2 separate regions of the Mus musculus genome follow, and region 1 is linked to region 2. The links are chromatin loops, found by intact Hi-C in ENCODE. Cell type or tissue: left cerebral cortex. All regions are shown on one strand.

What was found. A loop is a pair of places that touch in the nucleus more often than their neighbours do. Peaks named below come from ENCODE experiments on the same cell type or tissue, not always from the same donor. Only the 100,000 strongest peaks of a DNase experiment are listed, where the experiment ranks them.
Region 1: a loop joins it to region 2, with 2.9 times the contacts of the local background. A loop is called at or near these places in 2 of 42 quality-filtered maps.

The regions. Positions count from the first base shown.
Region 1 is chr17:48,930,528-48,933,027 of GRCm38, reverse strand. Lrfn2 (leucine rich repeat and fibronectin type III domain containing 2) reads right to left here and starts at 446. Exons shown (of 3, transcript NM_027452.3): 1 at 210-446. In left cerebral cortex, CTCF peaks have their summits at 1,000, 1,200 and 1,873; DNase peaks (open chromatin) are centred at 727, 1,016, 1,235, 1,812 and 1 more place; H3K4me3 peaks cover 1,730 bases; H3K27ac peaks cover 1,567 bases.
Region 2 is chr17:49,012,704-49,015,203 of GRCm38, reverse strand. All of the region lies in intron 1 of Lrfn2 (leucine rich repeat and fibronectin type III domain containing 2), which reads right to left. Among named protein-coding and RNA genes, the nearest start is that of Lrfn2, 81 kb to the right of the region's middle. In left cerebral cortex, a CTCF peak has its summit at 1,233; DNase peaks (open chromatin) are centred at 1,125 and 1,401; H3K27ac peaks cover 754 bases.

The DNA.
Region 1 (2,500 bases), 82 kb after region 2:
TCCCCTTCCCCCACTCTATCAAAACACAATATAGAAGGAAGGATGGAATAGAGAAGGCATCCACAGGAGTCTATAGGATGGAGGAAGTCCGCAAGTGAGGCAGGAAAAGAGGCAAAGTTCCCCTGTTCCCCCAGGTGCGCACATCCCTGCGCCCATCTCCCGCGGACACCCAGCGTCGCCAAGACGCAGCAGCAGCGACAGCCACTCACCTGGGCAAGGCGGCATCTACCCGTGGCGGGGAGGCTCCAAGGCCGGCTCCGCAGGGCGCCCGGGCTCCTTGGCTCGGCCACGCATCCTTCCTGGCCGGAGACAGGCTCACGCTAAGCGCTCCAGCTGCAGCGATCCAGCGAAGGCAGGCAGATGGTGGCCTCGGACCATCCACGCGGGGAGAGCCCTGAGCAGCTTATTCAGTTATATCCATGGCATTTAGCAAGAAGAAGGGGCGGGAGGGGGAGTACAACTTGTGCTCTTCTCTTCCAGATTTTAAAAAAATAAGGGGGAAAAAGGATAAAAAAAGATAATCCCTTCTAGGAAGATGAGGGTAGGATTTTCCTTGTTGAAGAACCCCCCTGGCATCCCCAGGAACCTGCAGCCTCTTGGAATGTGGGATGTCTTCAAGTTCAGACCAGTCTGTCGTGTGTGTGTGTGTGTGTGTGTGTGTGTGTGAGCAAGGCACTCACACCCACAGGCACACACACACATACACTCCCCCGCACTCCCCGCATGCACACCACTGGCCCCCCCCACGCGTGCGCGCAAAGCGCTCTCTCTCTCTCTCTCTCTCTCTCTCTCACACACACACACACACACACACACACACACACACACACGCAGCGGTCGCACGCACGGATCTGTGAGGATGCTGTGCGGGTTATGCAGGCAGCTGCGGCCAGCGGTGCAGACAGCCTTAGAAACCCAAGGCGCCCCAGGACTCCGAGGCAGAGCGAAGCGCTCTGTCCCCGCCGGGCTCTCCAGCACTGCAGCCCCCAGTGGCCGCTGGCGGAGCTGCAGTAGCTCCGGACCCCAGATCCTGCTTCAGCCGGGATCCACAGCCCCGGAGGATCCTCGGTTCTAGCAGCGTTGGTTCGGAGTAAATGGGTTGGAACTGCAGCCCAGCGGGGCCGCGAGCCCTGAGAACCCCGAGGACCCGCTTGATCCGCCGCGCAGTGACACGACAGCTCCTGCGCACGGTTATCCCCGCGGCCAGGTCGAGTCCGTACTGCCGCCTCTCGTGCAGAGTACGCCTTGCACACAGCTACCAGCCCGCCGCCTGCTGGAGGAAAATTGGACCGCGTTGGCTCGGGGCTGCGGGTGGGGTTGGTGATGGGAGGATCGTGCCCACCCAGCCCTGAACCCAGCTAGGAGCCATCACTTTGGCTCCTATAGCAACCCGTGCTAGTTGCACACGACACACACGACAGACTTTTCCTGAACATTTCAAGACTGTCTAGGCGAATGGAAGCTCTTGTTTGACAGCCCAGCAGACCATCCTCCTCCACCCACCCTCACGTGACATAGTACGATTCCGAGGTTCTAGATTAAAGCGAAATGTCTAAGGCACGTGGTAGGTAGCAGAGTAATCACTCTGGGCTGGTCGTAGGCTTAGAATCACCAAACTAGTTCAGCAGAGTCTTAGTGGCCTCTGGGCTCTCAGTGGCCAGTTTCTGGGGAAGGTAAGCCTAGGGTTTGAAGTGCCGCCGTATATTTCCCTGTAGAGGACATGAACTGGGGAATGCCGATGTTGCTCCAGCTCTTAAAACCAAGGGCAAAGAGCATGCCTCGATTCATGTCTGCTTTCGCTTGTTCCGTGCACCTGTCCCAGATACCCACAGGGAGGCACATGTGTCATGTGGATTATGTCTCTGTGGTCCAACAGTGGCTCGGCTAGACAGGGCTGTACAGAAGAACCTGTCTCTTGCCTATCTGGGCACCCCAGCTGGGTGCATACCTACTGAGGCGCAAACAGCGAGGGAGGTCTCCTGCAGGGCAGGAAGGAAACTGTCAGATTGGTACGCCACAAAGACCCTTGGTGACAAGCTCTTCCCTGCAAAGATTCTGGGTAGCCTGACAGAAAGGAGGTATGGTTAGGATGCAGCTCAGGGTGTAAGGGGTGGGCTGGCCCTGGAAAGAGGGAAGGTGACTCCAGGAAAGAGGCAAGCAGGAGCAGTGGTAGAGGTGGGAAAGAGAGGAAGACATGAATTGCTGAACCTGAGAGAACATGAAGAAAAGAAGGGGACACAGGGGCAGGAAAGAGGCACCTGCTCAGAGCATTCCTCTTTGGTTACCTGGGTTTTGCATAGTGTCATAATTAAGAACTATATTACTATAATGAACATAATAATTTAAAAATGAAACTAAATAGAATAATTTTTAAGGTGGATAGAGTGGAGAGGGCATGCAGTCTGAGGTAATGTCTGAATTCTCCCGATGGGGCGGGGCTGAAGGCTAGACTACTCTAAGTAGACTCATCTATGAAAAGATGGCACTGGAAGAGCAAGGT
Region 2 (2,500 bases):
GATTTTGGTCAATGATTTATCTTTAGCAACAGAAAATTGAACTAATACAGAAAATCCTTAAAAGCCATGTCAACTATCAGGGTGTAGACCATACAGGGAAAAAGATGTGAGAGATGGGGTGGAGGGGACAAAGTTCCCTTCAGGGCCCACAGTTGGCCATTCCTAGGGGTGTCTAATGAGTAGACAATTAAAGAATGTTCAGTGATCAGTAAAGGTTTTTTTCTGGTTGGCCATTACCTTGGGTCTACAGCGAGGCAGTCAAGAATTCAGAGACACAAGTTCATTTACATCTAGAAAACAAATCACTGTAGTTAACCAAATATGGAGGTTATAAAGTGATGTGGGCCTAGCTAGCAGGCAGGCCCTTGGGAACTTCCAAACCTTGGTCTCCTCATTTCTAGAATAGGAAGAAGAGAGCCTCTCTCTCTCTCACCACCTGAGAAAGCTTCAAAGAGAAATCACCTAATGCGTACATGCTGTGGTTAGTGCCGAGAAAGACAATCAGCAACATTGCCATTTGGTTTTTGAGCCGTGTCTCTACTAATTCTTAATTACCAGGGGCACAGACACACACACACACACACACACACACACACACGCCCTGATTAAACCTCAGGCCAGCACTAGAGGCCACATTGTAGCTGGGACATCACTAGGACAGTGAGACATGTAAGCACAGACTCAGAGACTCGAGGTTCTGGGAGGCAGAGGAGATCCTTGCCACCACAGACCTCAAAGAAGGCGTCTCTCTCCCATGGACGAGGTGAGGAATCTGAGTCAGGGTGTGTCCGTCATCCTCCAGCACAGCACAGCACAGCGAGGCTCAGGAGGCAGAGTGAGGTGTGTTTCTTTCCTGTTGCTGTGACAAAAGACCCTGACAAAAGGCAGCTTGAAGGGAAGGAGTTTGATCTGCTTTACAGTTCCAGAGGGGTCATGTTGGGACCAGGGACTTTGGGATGTGGGGGTACAGGGGTGTGGGGAGTGGGCATGGCAGCCGACAGGTGTCCTGAGCAGAAAGCTGGCTGATCACATTGTATCCATACTTGTGAACTTGAGAACAGGATATGGAGCCCTCCTCCAGTAAAGCACTGCTTCCAGAAAGGCTCCACCCCCTAAAGGTTCTAGCACCTTCCCACACACCACCAGCTGGGGACCCAGTGTTCAAACACCAGGCTCTGGAAAAGATTTCATATTCAAACTACAAGTTGATCCTCCACTAGCTGATGCCTGAACCAGTTGTCTGGGGCCCCACATCTCCCTGGATTCCCATCTGACCTTCTGTATAGAGCGCTAGGCACATGGCACACAGCAAGAGCACTTGTTTTCCTGCTTCAGAGAAAAAAATATCCCACCACCATTGTCAAGATGAGAAGAAGAAGGTAGCTCTAGCCGGCAGGGTGTGAGGACAATCTGCCTGGGAAGTGACAGAGGATCCAGGTCTGCAAGATAGTCACTCTCCCAACTCCCGGCTCAGCCACGAGGCAAGATGGCTGTTGTGTTTACAAAGATTCAGGGACTGCGGAGATGGTCTAGTGGATAAACTGCTTGCTGTACCAAGTTTGAAGACAGGGGTCTGGAACTCTAGGGCCCACAAAAATGTTGAGTGACCATGGTGGTCTGCCGATTCATGCTTAGAAGGGAGATGGGATTCCTCAGGGCAAGCTAGCTGGCTAGGCTAGCCTATCGGTGAGCTCTGGGTTCCATTGAGAGACCCTGCCTCAACAAGTAAAGTAGAGAGCAACTGAGAAGACTCCATAAGCCAACCTCTGACCTACACACATACACACACACACACTGCACACAGGGATATGCATACACACACATACACACTGCACACAGGGATATGCATACACACACACATACACACTGCACACAGGGATATGCATACACACACACTGCACACACTGCACACAGGGATATGCATACACACACACACACTGCACACAGGGATATGCATACACACACACATACACACTGCACACAGGGATATGCATACACACACACACTGAACACAGGGATATGCATACACACACACTGCACACAGGGATATGCATACACACACACATACACACTGCACACAGGGATATGCATACACACACACTGCACACAGGGATATGCATACACACACACTGCACACAGGGATATGCATACACACACACACATACACACTGCACACAGGGATATGCATACACACACACACACACACTGAACACAGGGATATGCATACACACACACATACACACTGCACACAGGGATATGCATACACACACACTGCACACAGGGATATGCATACACACACACACACTGCACACAGGGATATGCATACACACACACATACACACTGCACACAGGGATATGCATACACACACACACTGCACACAGGGATATGCATACACACACACATACACACTGCACACAGGGATATGCATACACACACACACAGGGATATGCATACACACACACATATACACTGCACACAGGGATATGCATACACACACAC